Regions from separate parts of the Homo sapiens genome. Here all the other regions are linked to region 2. The links are chromatin loops, found by intact Hi-C in ENCODE. Cell type or tissue: PC-3. All regions are shown on one strand. Region 1 overlaps CDC73 (cell division cycle 73). Region 2 overlaps LINC01031 (long intergenic non-protein coding RNA 1031). Region 3 overlaps CDC73 (cell division cycle 73).

Evidence for each region. A loop is a pair of places that touch in the nucleus more often than their neighbours do. Peaks named below come from ENCODE experiments on the same cell type or tissue, not always from the same donor. Only the 100,000 strongest peaks of a DNase experiment are listed, where the experiment ranks them.
Region 1: a loop joins it to region 2, with 4 times the contacts of the local background. A loop is called at or near these places in 4 of 110 quality-filtered maps.
Region 3: a loop joins it to region 2, with 6 times the contacts of the local background. A loop is called at or near these places in 2 of 110 quality-filtered maps.

The regions. Positions count from the first base shown.
Region 1 is chr1:193,250,885-193,258,884 of GRCh38, forward strand. CDC73 (cell division cycle 73) reads left to right here. Exons shown (of 17, transcript NM_024529.5): 17 at 1-3,931. Among named protein-coding and RNA genes, the nearest start is that of LINC01031, 50 kb to the right of the region's middle. In PC-3, a CTCF peak has its summit at 4,134; no DNase peak of the experiment used is centred here.
Region 2 is chr1:193,333,508-193,341,507 of GRCh38, forward strand. The region is part of intron 1 of LINC01031 (long intergenic non-protein coding RNA 1031); the gene reads left to right. Among named protein-coding and RNA genes, the nearest start is that of LINC01031, 33 kb to the left of the region's middle. In PC-3, a CTCF peak has its summit at 4,767 (motif pointing left); a DNase peak (open chromatin) is centred at 4,854; H3K27ac peaks cover 643 bases.
Region 3 is chr1:193,139,867-193,147,866 of GRCh38, forward strand. CDC73 (cell division cycle 73) reads left to right here. Exons shown (of 17, transcript NM_024529.5): 7 at 1,984-2,200. Among named protein-coding and RNA genes, the nearest start is that of MIR1278, 7.4 kb to the left of the region's middle. In PC-3, a CTCF peak has its summit at 3,605 (motif pointing right); no DNase peak of the experiment used is centred here.

The DNA of each region.
Region 1 (8,000 bases), 83 kb before region 2:
ATTTTTTTAATATTAGCCTTCTAGTCTGTAATGGAAATTGTATATTTTGATAGAAGTTTTTTCTCCATTGGTTAAATTAGCATTACTTAAAATTTGTTTCTTTAGAAAATAAATGCAGGTTATAAATGTGTGTATATTTAGAGATTATAAGGCTCTCTGAGCCATCTTCTGATTTTTCATTGCTCTATAATTCTTTTTACTGAAAATACTATGTTATGAATGGTATTAAATTTTAGTCTCTGGAACATCCAAAACCAAGCAAAGGGATGTGACTATTTTGAATGAATCAGAATGTCAACTTGTATGTACACTATATCTACACTTACTCATTATTTAAAAAGAATAATGAAAAATCTAGATCAATTCTTCAATTTGATTGAACTGTTCAGCCTTTTCAAGATTTCTTTATTTACAAATGATTACATTTAAATGAATGTACATTCTTCTCACTGACTTTGGTGATTTTGAAACCTAGAATGATGTGTTTCTATCTGTAATATCTTTCCATTTGAAAAAAATCTCAAAACACAGATTAAAACCACAATAGGCTGTAGTATTTTTTATTTTGGGAGCCAGAGTATGATTTGGGGGAAGAATATGTATCAGCCCTATTGCAGTATAACTTTAAGCTCCTTTTCTCTTTAGTCCACTTTTGATTGTAATTTTTATGGTATAGGATTTTGAATCTTCTATTTTAGGCTTGTCAGTCTTGGAGTTCTTATCTTCCATTATCCCTAAATATTGATAAACTCCCAGGCACCAAAGAAAACATTTGCTTAATTGTCTGAAAAGAAACAAGAGAAAAACACTGGTATTTTTATGTCTGTATTCAATATGGTATAAAATATAAAAACTATATTTTAACTTAGTGAAATATTTTACTATTTCTCTACTTCAGACAAAATGTTGCATCCAAGGTACATCAAGTGACCATTTGCCTTGAACCTTGATTTCACTTTGTTTTTTTTTTTTCCTTAAAGGCAACTAGGAAGCTTTACTTTCCTAAAGTGTTTTTGCCATTGGAATTTTTGCTGATCACAGTCTTATGTCATTTTTTTCTCTGTTTTTATTCCCAGCAATTTTCTCCTAGGTTAACATATTTTTGGTGAACGTTTAGGCCTTTCATAGGTATTAAGCTGACATTATCTAGCTTCTTAATGAAATTTAACACTGTCACAAAAATGAGAAGTTATTATTTTTTAAGTGATCACATAGTTCATACCACTAGTAACTAGAAAAGATATTTATTCACATGATATTTACAAGGCTCTTCAGAAGGGAACAGTCAGCATTTTAAATTACTAGATTTTAGCATACTTAACAAGGTTTGAACAGATTCTACCCCTATTTTCCTCCCTTTTTAGCGTCTTCTTTCCTTAAAGATAAAAGAAAACTCAAATTTGTTTACATTAGGCTTTCTTAGCATATAAATATATTTCCAAAATAAATTACATGTTGTGTAAACTTTCTCCATGATGAAATAGTCAAGGACCAGAATCTGTAATATTTTTATGTAAGATTACTTGTCAAGACTACTACAAGTCAGTATGAACTACCTTCCCATAAAGATTTTTGGTATTTGTACTTATTTATGAACTTTACTTGAGACAGAATATGGTTAAAATTAGGAACATCTACTTTGAATGAGGTTTATTTTTCTATTTTGAATTTGCCTTATGTATATTCAAAGGCTTATGGAAATACTGTAAAGGAACATTAGGAAAAGGACAAATAGGCTATAACCATCTATCTTAAAATCAGACCCTTAGTATAAGCACCTCTTTTTCTTTTCCTCTTTGACAATTTAGTCTCTTATTTAGGTCCATGTAATTAATTTCATTCCATTATTTTTTAGCTGTTTATTCTAAAAAACAAAAATTTTCAGCCACTCCCATTTATTCTCCCATGACATGGTCCTATATAGCAGTACTTAACACAGTGCCTTGCACATAGTAGGCATTCAGTAAATACTTACATGCATGAATGAATAATGTATTTTCAGTGTAACAAATTTATTATAAAAGTGTAGTTCGACTCTTCTTGGTCTTGGAGTTTGAGAGTACAGAATTACAGGGAATGAAGAGAGGTATAAGTAGATATTTTAATGGAAATGAAGTATAAATTAATAACTTGACTTACCCCTCCATAAGTTACTGCTAACTGGAGATACCCTTGTATGCCCAACCTGTAAAGGAAAAAGTTCTATTTCTATATTTATAGGACATTCTTCTCAGTCAAGGAACAGTAAGAAATATGTAGGTTTCAATCAGTTGCTCTCAACCCTGACTGCATTTTAGAATCATTTGGAGAGTTTTTAAAAATATCCATGCCTGAATCTTGATTCCCATTTTCATGTAATTTGAGACAAGACCTGGTCATCAGTATTTTTTTTAAAGTTCTCCAGGTAATTTGAATGTGCAGGAAGGATTCAGAATCACTGGTTTAATTTGTTATTGAAAACAGTACCAGTATTAAATGTGTTTCCTCTTCCTTCTTTTCTGTATGTATGTGTGGTTTTTGATTTTTTGTTGTTGTTGTTGTTTTGTGGCCACCCTTTGCACTAGACCATCCCTTTTATTGGTGGTATTGGCCTATATTCCCATTGACAAATGCAATTTTTAATTATTTATTTAATATAGGAGTATTTTACTGTTTAATATTTAAACAATGTTTAATGTATTTCATTATTAACTAGTATTATAGTTTGTTTTTTTCCCATGTCTCCATAACTTTTACTAACATTTGTTTTTAGCAGCACAACAGTAATCCATATAAAAACAACTAATTCATAATGAGGAAAATCTCATAATTTTTAAGGCAGAAAGAAGTATTAATTTTTGATCTGCCATGTAGAATGAGACAAATACAGTTTGCTTATGAAAGGAAAGTGGCATACTTTTAAATTGGTCTACACAGAAAAGTAAAAGTAAACTATTCATTTAAATAAGATTCATTATCTAATAAATATTGAGGGAATATTTTTCCTAAATAAAAATTTTTCTGACTGCTAACAAAAATTAAAGTGATTACATTGTTCTTTTTTGGAGGGGTGGGGAGGAATATTTGTTGAACTAAAGTATATAAAATTTTTTGAGACTAGCAGTATATTTTATAATATTACAAATACAACAATTATTTATAAAAGCTAGTCAAATTAATGGCTTAGAAAGTAGCTGTAAACTTTGTGTTTTGAAATTGCTTGTTTAAATGCAAAATTATGAGTAAGATAAGTCTTTTTAAATTTTTTATTTTTAATTTTTTTGGAAGTTTATTAAAGCCCTTCATATACACATACTTTTTAAAAAAAGATTCTTAATAAAGAAATTATTGGTTTGTCTGGTTAAAGTCCATATAGAATGCTGAGAAATAATTTATAAAATAAGAACTATAGAAATTTGTTCTCAGCTGAAAAGTTGGCAGCTGCTCTGTTTCTTTAAAAAAGTACAACATGAAAATTTAATTACATTAGCCTTAATATTACTTGACTGAATTTCTACTATTTATTCACTTGTGTTTGAGATTCACCCAGCTATTCTAATGATAGAAATAAAAAGTGGAGAAATGACTAAAGTTGACTTAAGTTAAGAATTGGAGTGGGAATTTTGAAATGCCATGTCCTATATATTCTGGCATATTTGTTGGCACATTTGCAAGTATGTTGATCCCAGCATTGTTTATATCTGTTGGAATAATAACTAAGGAAAAATTGAAAATGTATAATAGATGTATAAAGATTTATATTTAGTTAGTATATAATAGATAATACTTGCAGGTTTTTTATGTGTTTTGGGTTTCTGTGTATTATTTTAGGTAATCTTTATAAGGGCATCTTGGAAGTTATAAATATGTGCCATTTACTGAAAAGTGGGAAGCATTTTTATATGAGTAAAGCTAATGAAATAAAACTAGTTTTATTGCCAAAATTCAAAAAGTGGGGTTCATGCTATGTCGAATTTAAGCAAATGATCTGTCTGAGGATTTTGTTTGCCATTGAATTCCATTTCTGTCCACTTTAAATTTACTAAAAGCTATTTAACCTGAGTTTGATTATAATGCTTCATAAGTAATGCAGTTCATGTACATAGAGTAAGTGCTGTAAGTGATTTTTTAACCACCAGTTGGTGCTGTTTCTCAAAGTGGTTCTTAATTAGAGTTTAAGTTTGGGTGCCATGTGAACTCATAAAATATTCTACTCATTCTTTTTGTTTTTCTTTGTTTTGTTTTCTTTGTTTTATTTTTCATTCTGTTTGTTTTTCTTTGTTTGTTTTTGAGATGGAGTCTCACTCTGTCACCCAGGCTGGAGTGCAGTGCTGCGATCTTGGCTCACTGCAGCCTCCACCTCCTGGGTTCATGCAGTTCTCCTGCCTCAGCCTCCCGAGTAGCTGGGATTATGGGTGTGCACCACCACACCTGGCTATATTTGTATTTTTTAGTGGAGACAGAGTTTCACCATGTTAGCCAGGCTGGTCTTGAACTCCTGACCTCAGGTGATCCACCTGCCTCGGCTTCCCAAAATGTTGGGATTACAGGCGTGAGCCACCATGCCTGGCCTGTTCTGTTCATTCTGATTCCAGTTTGGTGGGCTCTTAAATTTTAGGTTCAATTGTAAATAAAACATGTTGCCCTATTTTGTTTTAAGAGCACTAGGGACATTTCCATTCTCCCTTTGTCCTCAATCCCCCAAAAACATTCATACGAAGAAGTTAGAAGCTGTATTGTGGGCTGGAATGCTATCTTTACATGAAAAGATTATTGGGATTTGTCAGGCATAGTATTTCTCTGAGGAATAAATGAAATATAAATTTCACTTTGGAAACTAATGAGTTAAAACCATTTACAGTTTCTGTTAACGAGTTAAATAATGTATAGAATCATAGTTCGTAATGGTAGCAAGTTCATGCTCTGCTGAACTTACTGTTTGATTATGGTCAAATTTTCTATGTTATTATTATAGTAGAATTAAGAGTGTGTCCTGGTAAATTACATTACCTTCACAGTTTGAGCATTCTGATTTTAACATTTTGTAGTTTCAAAACAAACTGTACTCATATAATCAGAGCATTAACAGCAGCATCATGTCAGTGGTACCAATAATTGTGAATCTTCTGCAACAAAATTTCTTTAATGATGAGTTTAATGGGCTATATTCAAACCTAATTTTTATTCAATTCATAAGTGCCCACTAAATATGTATTTTATTTCTGCTGTTCTGTTCCTTTGATTATCTGCTTTTCAGTGAGCATCTGCATAGCTAAAATAGATATAGCATGTGTTGTAAATGCTGTTGAATTTTTTTAAGGCTCAAAGGTGCTAGTATATAAATAACAGCACATTGCCAAATAAGCATTTTTTCTTTCATTTTCTGAAGTACTTTCATATTTACTCATGTAATTATCAGCATTTATGGTGAGTTGGAATAATTTTTCCTCTTTATTTTCTTAAATGACCCTAGAAAACAATGTAAAGTAGCTCTGAAGAAGGCTTTGTTGTTGAATCTGTCTCATAATTACTTGTGGATCCTTTGACACAGAATTATTTATAGTTTATAATTCACCCTCATCTAGAGAATGATGATTTCTATTACATAAGTAATGTAAATAGAGCTGAGACCATAGTGAAGCAGAAGACATTTGGGAGATACTTTTGATTACATTTGGATATTTTATTGGACTATGATTATTTTGCCAACAAAGTACAAGTCAAAACATTGGGTTATACAACATATTCACTTTAATAAAATATAGTAATGGATACTCACAGAAGAACTGCCTTCATGGAGTTCACAATGTTAATACTCTAAGTGTAATGGCCATCTATTTCTCTCTTTTTAATAATACAAACATTTTTCTTTAAAATGGAATAGTTTGAAAGTGTTTATCGAGTCAGTGTAAATGGGGGGAGATCAAGTGAACTTCCTTGTGGCTCATTCAGTTGTTTTAGCACAATTAAGCATCACTAATGTTTTTAAAGGGCTTGACTATATCACAATTTTAAAATATTTATATTTTTAGATAATATATTTTTATTCCATAATGCACTACTGAGGACAAAAAGGAAGTGTAAGGGTCACTGATGATGAAATAAATTTGAGATGCATTAAAGTAGTTTAAGGCTAAAGCAGTTTGATGTAGGAATTTGAGGAGAAGACGACTTCAGCTTAATGGGAAAATACTAATTTGGACAGCGTTATATGCTTCTGGGGTTGTCATGAATTTAAGAAAAGCTAGGCAAACCTAGTGTGATTTTTCTCCAGTGACATTTAGTTGCTTGATTTCAGGTATAGAGAATTGCAGTTAGATTTTTAAGCTATTTTGATGGCAGTAGAAGCAGGCCAGGGAGTTGGAGATATTTTCAAGGTAATAATTGTAGTACTGAAACATGGAATCTAAGCTGTTCAAGGAATACATGATAGAGGGAAGGTGGTGAATGGTGAGAAAGTGGTGCTGTCCTGTGAACTGATAACAACAATGAAGTGAGCCTGAAAGATAGGGGGAGGTGGTCAGAGGATGGGATGTGTGAAGTCAAGACTTCAGAGGTGATCTGATATTGATGAGAAAAAGTCAAGACCTTGGAAGTAACTGAGATAGAGAGGGTGAGGTATTCATTAAAATGAGGAGTCAAGGATCTATGGGGCTGCAATTACTCGTGTAAGTGTTGAAATGAGAATGACAAGCATAGGAGTGAGAAGAAAGATGGCAACAAGGAGAAGGTAACCGGTGACTGGTTGGCATTAGCTTTACAGGATCCATGCTTTAAAAACTTTGATTAGATATTTAAAGATGAATATTTAAAGATGAAAATATATTTAAAGATGAATTAATAAAATGTTAAAGGTATAGATCATTTCAGTGCCTTTCTCCAACATCCAAATTGTTAAAGAATTACATACTTGTCCCATTAGCCCAGATGATGAAGACTTTTACTAAGACACTATTGACAGCCTTCCCACCCTCTGAGTCTTGTTTTCTAAGTTTGCTCTCATGTGAGGCTAGTTCTTGTATTCTTTGCTACTTTTGTCGCTTAATGATACTGAAAGTGGTTAAAACCTTTGTTGGAAAATCTGAGCTATGCCCTCTAAGGTTTCATTAAGTGCTGGGGTCACTTGCCCCAGTTGGGGGGTCACTTCCCCCAGTTGTATGTGCAATTCATTACTAAGAGAGAATATCCTGAGCAGTTCCCAATGGTGGGTGGCTGGCTAAAAGGAATCCCTGGAGATTTTAGTGTGGTAGGAAAGCATTTTCATTCTTGAGGATTTTTCTTTGACTTTTCTATGGGCTGGCTGATTTCCTCAGTTTGCTTTGTTCTGGGTTTTAGGGGAGAATTCTTGGGAGGTTGTGAATTTTCTTTGCCTACAGTGAGATGGTTAGATGCTATTCTGAACTTTATCTAGATCTTACCCAAATCCATTTCCATGTTAGCAAGCATGAAGTTGTTTACCTTTTCTTTTTTGGCGATTGATGTTGAGTTTTTCGTTCTCACTCACTCCCTTGCCAGTTCCTTAGATGTTATGATCCAGCTATGACCCAGCTTTACACTTTCTTCACCCAGAAGTGACCTCACCTTTTCATGACAGAGGAAACAGAAGCCATGGACTTCTTAATGCTATATGTCACAAACCTGTATGCATGTAAGAATCTTTTATTTCCTCGTATTCCAGTGTTTTAAACATCCTGTCACCCATCAGGGACTTGTCCTTCATATGTATTTCTCCTACACCTTTCCTACTCTGTCATGCATTTTGCACTATTACTGTATCTCTTTCTTGTATTTTCATCTTGTCACCCTGTATTTATTTATTTTCCACCCACTTTTAAACTTAGTTACATCTTTCATGGTAAACAGGTTCTAGGGAGATGGTTTGATTATGTATCTTAAATTCCCTCCCCTCAATCTCTGTTTCCATCTGCCAACTACCCTGTCTTGAATAGAGCAGCTGCTGTGAGCCTGGAGCCTTTGGGCAAATAAGAGTGTATACAGTCCCTTGATTTTACCAGAAGATG
Region 2 (8,000 bases):
ATTGTTTCTCTGTATTTGTTGAAATTTACTGAGCTTATTTAAAACATTCATTTTGACTTTTCATCAGGTAGTTTATATACTCCGTCTCTTTAGGGTCAGTCACTAGCACCTTCTTTTCTGTCAATTTGGACAAAAAATGTCGTGTTTCTCTGATTGTTCTTGATCTTTGTGTTCATGTTGTTGTCTGCACATTGAAGAAGTAAATGCTTATTTTCGTCTTTGCAGTCTATTTTTGTCTGGGAATGCCCTTCAGTAGTAAGCCTTTTCAGAGTTTCTAGGCAGATCCTCTGTACTGTTCCCAAAGCCTGGCCTGTAAGCCTGCACTGCAGCCATTGCAGCACTAGAAAGCTTCCTAAGCCCAATATCACCATGAGTGCAGTACCTGTCTGGAATTCTGCGTCCTCCAAGGCTAACATAGCATTGGAGTACATGTGAATCTTATAGCAGACTTCTGAGGGCTGCCTTCTGTTAGGGCTTGTCCTGAGTCCAAGGCTGCTGTAGTTGTCCAGTGGTGATGCTAACTGTAGATTGAGTCTGCTTGGCATGGGCTATGGGTTCCCACCTGGTGTTGGGACAAGTCTGGTGGTTCAGTCCATGGGTACTGGCCTGAAGTCAGGGGCTGTGGGACTCTGCCCACTGTTGGCTTTTAGTGTGGTAGGCTCAGTGTTGGGGATCCAATACAAAATTCTATGCTTAATTCCCTACTTTCCCCTAAGCAGGTGGTATCTGTCTCCACGATATGCTGCCTGGGATTGAGGGAGGGGTAACATGGGTAATGGAAAAGTGTCCTTTCTACCCTCTTCATTTGTGTCTTTTCTTATTATTATGATATAACCAGTTAATGTGATCTCTTACCTGGCTTTCTTAACTCTTGTGAAGGTATTTTTGTCCATGGATAGTTGTTCTAATTGATGTATCTGTAAGGAGATGATTGCTGGAGAGTTCTATTCCACCTCTTGCTTTTCCCTCAACCAAAACTCAATTTTTTTTCAATTGCAGTGGTGAACTAGGCATCAAAAATTAGACCTTGATTACTCTTAAATCCATTGAAATATAGATACTGCCATTCCCATCAGGAGGGTGGCTTTCTCTGGTATTCATTGTCACTTCCTCTAATTAAAGACTAACTCCATTATTTACATTCTTGATCCCATAACCTCAAGTTTCTTCCTTACTTTTTTCTATTTGTTATCCTCCCTCTTAACTTGGAGTGGAAGAATATATCTCCCTTCTGTCTCCAGTAAAGAAAGGAGGTAATAGTAGCCCTTCATGACAGGCACTGAATTCCCCACAAGGCTGATGACTTGTTTCTCCCCAGCTTCCTTTTACATTATTTGAAGTGAGAGTGTTTGTTTCTTTACTGGGGCTGTTCTGATCTGATGCTGCTCTATAATCTCTGTGGGGAAGTGAGTCTACTGGCAATGGGCTCTATTTAGAATGTGAGATACTTAGTATTTTTTGTTCTCTGCTTTGGGCATTAGCCTCAATTCCAGGATAAGATAATCTCACTTGACATTCTGTTACATAAGTATGTGCTGATATATTAAAGTATAATATGGGAAATACTGTAATAGATGTATAAGAAAATACAGAGACATAGAAATTTTAGGATTTCTCATATCATCTTGCCCTTTTAGATGAACATTTTAGGTCTTCATTTAGAAATGAGAAGAACAGGAAAGATACCCAGGAAAATGCATGCTTATGGTTTTGATTATATGTTTGTATCCCCTCCGCACTCGTCTGCATTTAATCTGCAATTGGCCTAAGATTCAAGGCTAACATTTAGAGGCAGAATAGGGCTCCAAATACAGTAGGTTCAGTTCAGCTTCAGATGTTGAGAGGGGGCAGGGATACTAACAGGTCAGTGTACGTGGATGTGTCTCCTCTTTCATTATGCTTAGCCCCCTTGCTCTTGCAGGTAGAGAGTTCCAAGGTAGACCACTTAGATTAAAATCAAGGTAATTCAATAATGACTAGATGGAGCAGGCGAAGTCCTAGGATACCTAACTTGGGTATTCATAGGTGTACAACTGACTCTTAGTCTTATCTATCAATTCTGTGAAATGTCCAGGGTCCCATCTGGACTTTAGTAGGTCCTAGTAATGCATAGAAACCCACTTCCATAACCTCTAATTAGGGCTGTTCTTGATTGTGGTAAATGAAGAGACAATCGACATCAAGAGTTCCATTGACCGTGATAAGAAGCTGTAAGTGTAGCCACTGCTTAAAAGTACCATGAACTTCTTAAGTTTAAGCTTGACTGTGCTTCATTCTGCTGCAACTCCAGTATGAATGGTGTGTGTTTGACCATTTGGAGAAAGCAGTTATTAAGAGTACTGCATGTGCTATGCCAGCTGTATGTAATTTTTAGAATATGGCTTTAATTCTCTATTTTGAGAAGACATTTTATTCATTCCCCAGTTGGTCAGCATTCCTGAGAGACACTCAATTCATCAGAGGTTACTTCCAGGGCAAGCCCAGTTGGGAGAGGATATGCACTGATTCTAAAGCATCATGAATGCAGTCCTTTCAAAGGGAAGCAGCTTTGTTTTAACTCCAGATGCCACCATGTTCTGTTAGACAGCAGCTGTCATCCCACGGATCAGATTTTTAAATATATTACTAAAAAACAATGTAAGGAATTCAAAAAGTACTGTGAGTTATTTCAGAGATGTTTGGAATGATACTCTTTTTTTTTATTTGAGAAACTTGCTTAGTAGAAACTGTTGTGTATGCTACTGAATGACACTAGGTCCAAAGTGGATAAACATTTCCTTATAGGGTAACTTATAGCAAAAACAACATTTTCTCCCTGTTATCTCAGATGCTGGTTTCAACATTCAGGATGGTCTATATTTACATTTTTAGCACAGAACAGAATTTGATAAAAACAAACTTCTTTTTTATATTCTATTTTTATTGAGTTAGAATTTTCATACAGTGAAGTGCACAGATCTTAAGTGTATGTACAATTTAATAAGTTTGATAAATATATATTCCTGTGTAAGTATCATTACAGTCAAGATAAAGAACATTTTCTCATTCCTACTTCTATCCTCCCCATCCGCTATAGGCAAACATTTTTTCGCTTTTTCTCAGCATAAATTAGTGTTGTCTGTTCTAGGGCTTCCTATAAATACAAACGTATGCAGTGTTTTATGTCTAACTTCTTTTGCCCAACATTATGCTTTCCAGGTTCATTCATATTTTTGGATATATCAGTAGTTTTATGAGTTTGTGGGATCTGTAAGTTAATTTTTTTTCACCAAATGTGGAAAATTTTTAACCATTATTTCAAGTATTTTTTTGTTATCCATTTCTCCTTCCTATATTTTTTGAAACTCCAATTGCATATGGTCAGACTATTTGATATTGTCACTGAAGCTCTGCTTTTTTTTTCCTTAATTATTTTCTCTTTTCCTTCGAATGAATTTCTATTGATACAACTTCAAGTTCACTAACTTTTTATTCTCCAATTTGCTCTTGCATTCATCTAGTGAAATTTTTACTCCAGGTATTATAATTTTCTGTTCTAAAATTTTCATTTAGTTATTTTTTATAGTTTCCATTTCTGTGTTGAAATTATTATGACTTATTTTTAAGTTCTTAAACATATTTGTTATAGCTTCTTTAAAGTCTTAGTTTGTCAATTCCAACATATAGGTCATTTCAGGAACTGTTTCTACTGACTGCTTTATTTTTTCTTGGTTATGGGTCACCTTTACTTAGTATTTAAAATGTGAAGTAATTCAAAAAATTATATACACATGGCTGGGCGCGGTGGCTTAGCCTGTAATCCCAGCACTTTGGGAGGCCGAGGCGGGCGGATCACGAGGTCAGGAGATAGAGACCATCCTGTCTAAGACGATGAAACCCCTTCTCTACTAAATATACAAAAAATTAGCCGGGAGAGGTGGCGGGCGCCTGTAGTCCCAGCTACTCGGGAGGCTGAGGCAGGAGAATGGCGTGAGCCAGGGAGGCGGAGCTTGCAGTGAGCCGAGATTGCACCACTGCACTCCAGCCTGGGCGACAGAGCGAGACTCTGTCTCAAAAAACAAACAAAAAAATTACATACACAACATTGTGTATGACGCATTAGGGAGACTAGACTCTGTTACCTTTGATGTGTTGATTGTTTGGTCTAGTAGCAATTCAGTTACTGGATTGTCACCTTTATCTTAGGAATGCTTGGTCTTATGCTTTGTTATAATACACCTTGGGAAAGGCCGTTATGTTTCTTGAGCCCCTCTAATTTGGTAGGATTCAAGCTCCAAACTTTGTCTCTCCGTGGTGTACAATAGATAACTTATTTGCTCAATTTTTTCAAACTTCTAGCTGTTTCTTTTTCCTGAGCTCCTTGGAGTTGTTCTTGATTATACACAGTTCAGTGGTTAGCCAAGAATTTTAAGATAATTTATATATAGATTTGGGGCTTTCCCCTTCTTTTTGAGGGGGTTTCCTCCTCAAATTCTTGCCATTCTGGGAGCCACTACACACTGACTTCTCAATTCGATGATGTTTTGCCTTTCTGCATGAGTTCTGTCTATCCTGCATTAAATGTGGACTGGGAATTACCCCTGAGGAAAAACCATAGAAACGTGGACCTCACCCAGTGAACATAATTTGGTTTAGGTTTCTGCAAAAGTAATTGCAGTTTTCACCATTATAAGTAATTACTTTTGCGATTGTAGTTTTCACCATTATACTTTTGCAACAACCTGATACTTTCAGAAGCCTAATCTTCTATAGTTTTTACCTGCTTATGGTTGCCCTCTGGTGCCTTCAAATGGTTTTGTTTTTTAAAACTTTGTTGAGAGGTATAATTGTTAGCTTTCTGAGGCTTGGTCAAATATAAATGACTTCATCATTACTAAAACTTGACTATGAGTTTCAGAATGAATACTTTGTATTGTACACATGATGAAGTATGAAATTTGGGAAATGATCAAATATGTGCTTAGAAATACTTTTTCTTCCTCTCTGTGGTTGTCTTATTTCCCCTTTCCCAGGAGATTTATTTTTACTACAGTCGGCCCTTTGTATCCATATCCAGATGCAACCAACTGAGGTTCGAAAATATTTGAGAAAAGAAAATAACAATACAACACCAAATAAAACAGATAAGAATAATATAATATAACAAAACTATTTACACAGCACTTACATTGTATTAGGTATTGTAAGTAATCTAGAGATGATTGAAAGTACACAGGATGATGTGCGTAGGTTATATGCAAGTACTACACCATTTTATATAAAGGACTTGGGTATCCCTGGATTTTGGTATCCTTGGGGGTCCTAGAACCAATCCCCCATGGATACCGAGGGACAACTACATTTGTTTTCCTGCATATCTCAGCTTTTTAAGTCTGAAGTATTTTCTTCTGTCATTTCCAACATTTGCTCAGCACTTTTCCTGATTATAGTATTCTTCACAGTAAATCGTAATAATCAGTTAGTTGTTTCTAAATCCCTTTTGACTGCATGGGGGCATGAAGGCATTTCCCTGTCTTATATCTAGCTCTATGCACTTTACACATAAATATCTTGAGAAATGAATACATAAATGAAATAATTAAAGAAAAGGAACATATTGGAATGGAAATTAGAAACTCAGATTTTGCGAAAGCTCCATTTTTGGGGAGGTTTTAATTTTTAATTTTTGGTGAAAATATAAGGTGTTTAGTTTAAAATTTTTATTTTTATTTTAGTATACATTCAAGGGGTACATGTGCTGGTTTGTGACATGGGTATATTGCATAATACTAAGATTTGGGATTCTAGTGAACCCATCACCCAAATAGTGAACACAGTGCCCAACAGGTAGGTTTTCAACCCTTGCCACCCTTCCATCCCTCCTGGGGAGGCCTTTAAATGGTTATTTTCCTTTACTAAATTTTGTCATAAATCATCGATATTTTGGGTTCGGTTAATTCAACATTAATTAAATGTTTACATTGGAAAATATATAATTTTCATTGGAAAGGCAGAGGAAAGCCCTAGCTGACTGCGTCAGGCAGTTGGAATTTCAGAAGCAGGTCAATAGGGCAGGGGGGAGATGAAATCTGGAGCTTATCTGCTCTAAATTCTGTTAAACCATTACTCAGGACAGGACTCTGGAAAGATATTAATGCACTAATGCATTCCAGAAGAGTGGTGACAGTGGCTGTATGCCACTTTATGTCACACAGTTTACATTTTAATCTATGATCAGGTAAGCTCTATTTTGCCAAGTAAGATGATTTGAACCAGCTTATAAAGAGAATTGTGGTAAGATGACGTACAAAGCTAACATTATAAGTAGTCTGCTTTTCTTTTTGAAATAAATGTGGTAAACATATTGAAAAGAAAAGTGTTTTTTGAGACAGAGCTGCTCTGTTGCCCAGGCTGGAGTGCAGTGGTGCTATCTCGACTCACTGCAACCTCTGCCTTCTGGGTTCAAGCAACTCTTTTGCCTCAGCTTCCTGAGTAACTGGGGTTACAGGCATGCACCACCACGCCCGGCTAATTTTTGGATTTTTATAGAGACAGGGTTTCACCATGTTGGTCTTGAACCCCTGACATCAGGTGATCCACCCACCTCATCCTCCCAAAGTGCTGGGATTATAGGTGTGAGCCACCGCGTCTGGCCTGAAAAGAAAAGTTAAAGGAATTCTGGACCTATCTAATCATCCATAAGCAGAAAGGGATTTAATGTAATTATTTTGCATTCCTCAATATTAAACTATCTAATAAACCCACTTATTCCCTCATTTATTTATTGCTTCATGCACATTCATTTTTTATGTAAATACTACATGCCAAGTATGGTACAAGGTCTTGAATACATACAGATGAATAAGACATATTCTTTCCCCACAAAGGCCTCACAAAAAGCTGTAATATACCTTGAAATGTGTAAGTACTTAGATATAGCAAAGTGCAATAAAAACCCAAAGAAGGAATGTTTAGTTTCCTTGGAAATGTACCTGGGGGAGGTGCCTTATTAATTGGGACTTAAAAAACAAGGTCAAAGATTTTTACAGAAATAAGGTAGTAGAGTTGATATAAAGAAGTACTGTAATGAAGAGGGGAGAAAGGCCTTTCACTCATAGGAACAGCAGAAAGAAAATCATGGAACTAAGGTCTTAGAAGATAAAATGGTGATAAAGCTAATGTAAAGTAAATCAGTCTTCTAACATATGCACTAAAGTCCTTTGGTAATTAATATTTTGCTAGTGCTTCAGTGCAGTATGTGGCTTTGGATGATTGCGTATAACTTTATGGTAGGGTAGGGTAGTTTTGTTTTTTTTTTGATGGAGTCTTGCTCTGTCGCCCAGGCTAGAGTGCAGTGGTGCGATCTCGGCTCACTGCAAATTCCACCTCCTGGGTTCAAGTGATTCTCCTGCTTCAGCTTCCCGAGTAGCTGGGATTACAGATGCCTGCCACCGCGCCTGGCTAGTTTTTGTATTTTTTTAGTAGAGACGGTGTTTCACCAATTTGGCCAGGCTGGTCTCGAACTCCTGACCTCATGATCCAACTGCCTCCACCCTCAAAGTGCTGGGATCACAGGTGTGAACCACCGCGCCCAGCCATTTTGTTCTTTCTTATTACCAATGATTTAAAGAGTAGTATAAAGCAACCTATGTTATGCAGCTAAGCTTGAGGGTACAACTGCTAATTTGGAGGCTTTAGCTTGTAGACATGTTTTATTTGTCCAGCACAATCAATTAAAATTTGAGTTTGAATGTACTTACCCAGTTTGTAACAATATTCTCACCTCTTTATTGGCCTTCATGTGTTATATCACAGACTTAGGTTTTCTTGCTGGCATTTTAGTGAGCAATCCTTAATCTAGACGCTGGTTTTATAATCATTTGCAAAACTTTCCAACATAAAACTCAGTATGAATAAATAATTGGATTAAAGTTGATTTCAGAAATTGTACTGTTTTGTGTTATGATTGAATCTGGGAACATTTTGTTACTTTGAACAGCATAATAAACAGTGTTGGTTTT
Region 3 (8,000 bases), 190 kb before region 2:
TGGAACAGGCACTATTCTTCACTTTGTGTGAACACTAGGCATTATTCTGTCTAATTCACTTGGGTGGTTCTTTATTCAACCTTACATAGTTTCTTCATATTTGTGCTAGTCAGAATTCTGCTGGGGTACGTGAGGGGGATCTTCTGTGCAGTTCTCAGGTCTTCTGACCTATGAATTCTAAACACCTTGGTCTTGCTGTAGTCTCAGCTCCATTTCTTCTTATCAGAGAATCCGCTCAGCTCTACATGGGTTCTCCTCCCAAGGCCATGTCTTGGAAACTTACAGGCAATAAGCTGAGGCAGTCATAGGGCTTACCTTGTTTGTTTCTCATTTGTTAGGGAATTACTGTCCTTCATTGCTTGATATCTAGCATCTAGTAAACCATTGTTTTATGTATTTTGACTGGTTATTTAAAGGCTGGAGGGTTAGTCTAGTCTCTGGTACTTCATCTTGGCTGTAAGTAAAAATTCTATGTTTCAAAGTCCATTGGAGGCTTGATTATAGTTTGGAGAAGTACGGTAGTCCCCCATCCACCCTCTGGGGATATGTTCCAAGACCTCCAGTGGATGCCTGAAACCTCGGATAGTCCTGAACTCTAGCCAAGGAGTGCCAAGGTCACCTTGTCGTTTAAGGGAAGCACTTTGGCAGTGGCATATGCGAATTGCTGGCATCACTACTCTTGTGTTTTGGGGCCATTGTTAGGTAAAATAAGGGCTACTTGAACATAAGTACTTTAATGCTGCCATAGTCGATCTGATAACCGAGATGGCTATTAAGCGACTAACAGGCAGTGTATACAGTATGGATACATTGGACAAAGGGATCATTCGTGTCCGGATATCCCAGGCAGGTGTCCCAGGCAGGACAGTACAAGATTTCAGCAGGCTACTCAGCACGGCACATAATTTAAAACTTACGAATTATTTATTTCTGGAATTTTCCATTTAATATTTTGGACTGTGGTTGATAGCAGGTAACTGAAACTGTGGAAAGCCAAACAGGAGTACTGTATTTGAATTTGGCTTAAGGTATGCTGGTGTGCTTTAGATTTTAAGGGAAATTTGCACAGTATTACACAAAATGCATCAAATGCCAGATGCATATGAGCACTACTATAAAGTACCTTCATACCTAATCTGAATAAAATTAGAATACTGTATAATACTACTGTATTTAAACCTGCAGGAATTTTTGTCCTTTTTCTAGATTTTGTGTAAACATATTTCAAGATTTTCATCTTGTGACTAAAGTAATATTTTTGTCTACTGTTATTAAGGTACCCAAACACTTTTTAATTCTTTTTCTCATTTTACATGATAAAAGACACTTTGCTTAAGATTATCATTTTATGACGTATACTTTCAGTGTTGTCTTTTTTTATATTTCTGCAAACATAGTCTCTTTCAACTATTTTGCCTATTTGAAAATCAAGAAAAGGGAAGAAAAAGAAAACTGTATAAAATATGGCTTTATCTTCCAGAGATTAAAGGAGTATGTTTTTGTGGCATATAAAAGCCTGTCACTTAAATTATGTTCTGCACTATGGCATACAAGTTTGAAACCTTGAAATAAATTTCAAGGAAAACCTAGGCTTTGAACTTTCTGTAGGATGGATTTTTTACCTCCTTCCAAAGTGGCATCTGTGTGTGTGTTTAATTTCCATAGATACAGAAAATATAAAGAAAAGCACCTATATTAATGAGTCCTGCTTTTTTGTGGGGAAGAGATGAAAAACCATGAAGAATTTTGTTGTATTGATACTTCTAAGAAATTACTAATTTGCTCTTAGAGTAATATCTCGACATGAATTCTTTATAAAAATTTTATATAATTGCAGAATAGCAAGTCAGTCTTACAGATAAGAAAACCTTAATTATTGCCATGTAAGTGTTTTTACCAGAAATTTATAAATGTAACAAAATATATTTATGATACACTCCAGGAATGCCTGCTGTGAAAATTTAAAAAAGAAATTGCTTTTAGGTCTTTGTCTGAAGCTATGTCAGTGGAAAAAATTGCTGCAATCAAAGCCAAAATTATGGCTAAGAAAAGATCTACTATCAAGACTGATCTAGATGATGACATAACTGCCCTTAAACAGAGGAGTTTTGTGGATGCTGAGGTAGATGTGACCCGAGATATTGTCAGCAGAGAGAGAGTATGGAGGACACGAACAACTATCTTACAAAGCACAGGAAAGGTAATTAAAATATTTTACTCATTCATTGGAGTGAGAGAGAGAGAGAGAGAGTGCGTTTAATCTGTGGTTATAGAATTGGTTAAACTTTGCTTTTAGGTGGAAGTTTCAAGTTTTATCTCTTTGAAAGCTCAGTAATAATGTAGATTTCCAGATGGCCATTTTTACCATTCCATTCTTGAATATGGTTGTTAGACATCAGAGATGCTGATGAAAAAGTAGGAATCAAAATGCAAGCTCCTTCACAGATCATTTGCAAATCAAAGAATGGCCCAGTTTTCCTGTTGAGTCATTTTTGCTTAAACCTAATAAATGGAATAATATTGATGGCAAGTTCTCTGGTTATTAATGCCATCATTATTTTTTTTTCTCACATGGTAGAGAACTTATGGAAATCTGTAGCAAACATTTATTGAGTATATTTTACACACTATATTCTGTTGTGTGGGTATAGCAGTTTTTTCATTAGCTCCCTATTAATGGAAATTGTTTTCTTTTGTTTTTGCTCCAAAGATTGTGCAGTTTTTCTCCCTTTCTCTGTCCTTCCTTTCTTCTCTCTGCCCCCCTCCTCCTTTCTCTCTTTCTCCTCCCGTTTCCCTCTCTTCCTCCTTCCCTCACTTCCTTTTCCCTATTATGAATAATGCATTAGAAAACATTGTTGTACACGTACCTTTGTGTGTTTGTGTGTATATAGCCAAAGGATTAATTCTTGGAAACAAATTGCTGGTTAAAGGAGATATGCACTTTATATTTTGAAAGATAAAAATCTGAAATACTGAATGTCCAGTATTTTCATGGATCTCCAAAAAGAGGATGCATTTATCCTGATTTATGTACTTTCATTTGTCTTTTCCTCTTTAGTGCCTCAATTTTCTCTTAAATGTTTTCTCCACTGATGCACAGTTGTTAATAATGATGATCTAGTAAGAATGTTGAAGTGTGCAAAGTTACTTGTGAAACTGAAATTTAACATTGTTTTAGGCAAATTGGTTTTGATTGTAGAATTTTGGGATTTTAGTCTTAAATTTACATTGCTATTTTAGTAGAAATAAAGCTATGAAAAGAGTATATGAAGAAAAGAATCATTTCTTTTTCTTTTGTACTTTGACTTTGTTTTACAAAGTACCTAAGGTTGAGATTAAGAATCATTCTCCAGAGCTTAGAATTATAGAGAAATCTGAGGATGTGAGTAAACTTCCATTTTTGCTATTTACAACAAAATGATTTGTTGATACTGATTTTCACTGTCTAGCATGGCTAATACTTGAGAAATATTGTGACTTACGTTGATCCACCAGTGTTCATTAAAATAAAAAAATCTCAAACTCATAGTAGAAGAATAAAAACAGGTGATATACCCTACCTAACTTTTAGACCAAACATTACTTTTTCAAGTAACTGAAGTGAACAGTTTTCTTTGAGCTCTAGGTGGCAGGATTGTACCATCATTTCTAAACTTACTGATTTAATATTGTTGGTACCACTATATCTTTTAAAAAAATAAGTTAATAAAAGAATTGTTTTGTAGCTAGGCTTGCCTGAGTATTATTAGTATTAAAAAATAAAAAATACTTTGATAGTCTTTCTGTGTATTGTTTTTATCTGGTAAACTCTAAAAATACTCTTAGGCAGGTGAGAATAAAAAAATACCCTTAGGTACTTAAAGCCCTGTGGGTTTTAGATAGACCTTCATTATTACTAGTTATCAGGGCTTTCTTATTTTTTGAGTTTCAGGAACAAAAGTCAGGTTCAAGATTCATGAGAGGCTGGGTGCAGCGGCTCATGCCAGTAATCCCAGCACTTTGGGAAGTCGAGGTGGGTGGACCAGTTGAGGTCAGGAGTTAGATTCCAGCCTGGCCAACATGGTGAAACCCTGTCTCTACTAAAAATACAAAAATTAGTGGGGCATGGTGGCATGCGCTTGTAATCACAGCTACCTGGGAGGCTGAGTGAGGAGAATTGCTTGAACCTGTGAGGTGGAGGTTGTTGTGAGCTAAGATTGTGCCATTGCACTCTAGCCTGGGTGACAGAGTGAGACTCTGTCTCACCAAAAAAAAAAAAAAAAAAAATTTCATGAGAGGTATAAATATGTTATTATTTTTGCAAGGACCCCAAATAAAGCAACTTGATTTTATAATGCCGTTTAGAAAACACACCTTTAAACTTACATAAATTAGGTGAAAGGTTTATACGATCTGAAGAGAAACATGTATAAACTTATATAAATTAGTATATGTTCATCATTGAAAAACTAATAAAAAGGAGATCACTAGAAGGAAGATGTTAATCACCTGTAATTCTGCTGCATAGTAGATTGATGATAATATTGATTAATTCTTCTTTATTTTTAAAGTAGTGAGATTTGCTTTTCATATATTTTCAACTATTTTTTATAATAAGACTAAGATTTTATGTGCATTTTTCATTGTATTGACCTTTGCAGTGATGGTACACAATCAATGGTTGGTAAAACTGCTGGTCATGGTGTGAATCAAGGCAATGGCACTTAGCCATTGTGTTCTTTACTCACGAATGTCCTTGATGACGTTTTTAAAATTTATGAATTTTGTTAAATCTTGACCCTCAAGTGTGTCTTTTTATTATTTTGTGTGACGAAATTGGAATGTAGAAGCACTTCTGCAAACATGATGGTTATTCTCATCAAGAGACTTGTGCCGTTGTGTGAAGTATGAACTGAATCAACATTTTTTTATTTAAGTAACTGTTATTCAGACTTGGTTATTTGGCAGACTTTTTTTTTTTTTTTTTAAATGAAGGAAATAAATTTGTTCCTTGAAGGAAAGCAACTGATAGTATTTGTTGCCAATGATAAAATGACAGCTTTCGTGAGAAAATTAGAATTTTGGGAAGTTTCTTTATGCTGCTGTCACCATAACACTTTTCTAATTCTTTTTCCACCCATAAGTAAAGAAACAAGCAATTTTCTAATTCTTAAAGTCTTCTAGTGAGTCTTTTACAAATAATATTAACAAGTATAATTTGTTGATACTGTATAATTAACCATGTTAATATTTGGAAAATGTGCATAATTCAGTGATTGATATTTTCCAGATGACCAGTGAATGCTGTCACAAATCATGCATGGGTAGAAAGTTCATTTAAAGTGCAAGGAGACTGATGGATTTTAAAGTACCTATGCAAAAAGTTTATGGATGTGGTTTCCATGTTGCATTAACCTTTAAGAACCATTTATTGCATTTTGGTATGATATCAAAGAAGACTATCCACAGTTACCTGAAAAACCTTTTCCAGCTGTTTGTGTGAGGATAGATTCTCTCGGTATTCTTTGACCAAATAAGATAGCACATTTATGACCAAATAAGAAAGCACAATAAATGTCGAATGTAGAAGCTGATCTGAGAATACAGCTGTCTTCTATTAAGCCAGAGATTAAGGAAATTTGCAAAAATTTAAAACCTGCCACTCTTTCTTGTCATTACTTTTATGCATTTTGAAAAGTGATTTTTCATGAAATATGCTATTATGTTTACATGGAATCTTGTTTTCTTATTTTTAAAAGAATTTAAATTTTTTTCAATTTTAATCTTTAATTCAATAGATACTGTAGTTCACACAAACTTAAAGCTCTTTGGGGTGCTCAGTAATTTGTAAGAGTGCAAAGGGGTCCTGAGACTTATATTTGCTGCTCCAGAGAATTATAGGAACTAGTTAGCACTGCAACTGGTATAGTGATAATAGTTATGTTTCAAGCAGCCTCTCATTTTATATACATATTTATTTGTATAGTATTTATTTAACATCTACAAACTAGGCAAGTGCTAAACACTGACCAGAGGTGCATTGGTCCTAGCTCTCACAGAAGTTATACTCTTCAGCAGAAGTCAATATTAAATAAGCGGTAATTATTACGTACATTATAGGGCAGACACCCAGCAAGGGCAGTTAACTTAGTTGAGAGTAAAGAGGAGTGATACCTAAAGAACAAAAACTAGTGAGGGAGGTGAGAGGGGTAAGGTGGGAAGAGTGGTCCCAGCCAAGGAAACAGAATGCCTTGTTTAAAGAAGAGAAATTATGTTGTATTTGAGGTTCATGAGGGCAGCGACCATGTCTTTTTTGATCATCATTGTACCCAAGTGCCAAGCAAGGTGTTTGGCTTAGAGTAGATTCTTACTACATATTCCTTCAAATGTTAAGTGATTGATAGGCAGCATAAGAAGAGCCCCAAAGGAACTGTCAGACATTAGGGGTAAAACCAAGAGAGAGTAGCATCTCAGAGGCCAAGTATCTTTGTCTGTTTTGTGCTGCTGTGGATATCACAGACTGGGTAATTTATGAAGACAAGAAATTTATTTCTCATATTTCTGTAGGCTGGGAAATCCAAGAGCATAGCAGTGGCATCTGGTGAGGGTCATTTCATGGCAGAAGGCAGAAGCAAGCAAGCAAGCAAGCAAGCAAGCAAGCAAGCAAGCAAGCAAATGAGACACAGAGAGAAATGGGGCCAAACTTACTCTTTCGGGAATCCGAGCCCACTTTTGCAATAACAACATTAATCCATTCGTAAGGGTGGAGCCCTATGACCTACCTAATCACCTCCTAAAGGCTCCACCTCCTAATACTATTAGAATGGAATAAAATTTCAACATGGGTTTTAGAGGAGACATTCAATCCATAGCATGAAGGAAGAATATTTCATGAAGGAAAGAGTCGTCAGATTAGTTAGCTGTGTTGACTTTTGATCAGCATGTAATTGCATTGTGAGTTGAAGAGCATTTGTACTTGTACTTTCCAACTTACACATCTTTGAAAAGTGTACATTGACTTCTGATAGTATCTCAAAACTCATATGTAGCAATCTGAAATTAGCACTGGAGTTTAACAGGAGGATGTAGTAGTTGATTATTTTTTTTTCTGAACTAGAAGCCTCTTTTGACAAATGTATTTATATTTTATTTAGATTTTTTTTTTTAGACGGATTCTTGCTCTGTCTCCCAGGGTGGAGTGCAGTGGCGCTATCACGGCTCACTGCAAGCTCCACCTGCTGGATTCACGCCATTCTCCTGCCTCAGCCTCCCAAGTAGCTGACACTATAGGTGTCCACCACCACGCCCAGCTAATTTTTTGTAGTTTTGGTAGAGACGGGATTTCACCGTATTAGCCAGAATGGCCTCAATCTCCTGACCTCATGATCCACCTGCCTCTGCCTCCCAAAGTGCTGGGATTACAGTCACGAGCCACCGTGCCCGGCCTTATTTAGATTTTAACTTGCTTTCTGGTTATATATTTGAACAGATGCAGAATATGAATACATTTGTAGCAGTTTTTTTTTTCTTTTTTTTTTTTGAGATGGAGTCTCGTTCTATTGCCCAGGCTGGAGTGCAGTGGCATGATCTTGGCTCACTGCAAACTCCGCCTCCCGTGTTCACACCATATTCCTGCCTCAGCCTCCCGAGTAGCTGGGACTACAGGCACCTGCCACCACGCCCAGCCAATTTTTTGTATTTTTAGTAGAGACGGGGTTTCACCTGTGTTAGCCAGGGTGGTCTCCATCTCCTGACCTCGTGATCTGCCTGCCTTGGCCTCCCGAATGTAGCAGTTTAAGTAAAATGAAAATGATGAAATGAATACCATGGGATTTACAATAATCAGTCTCTGGATCAATATCTTAGTAGTGGTTGGTTTTTACATATGTGTATAATAATGATACCTTATGACATATGTAGTAGGGAAGAATCGATAGTAAGATAACTTAGTCTTAAATTATCAACTAAATTTACTATTGTATATTTAAAGTGGGCTTAATTAAAATCCATTTATATTTTAG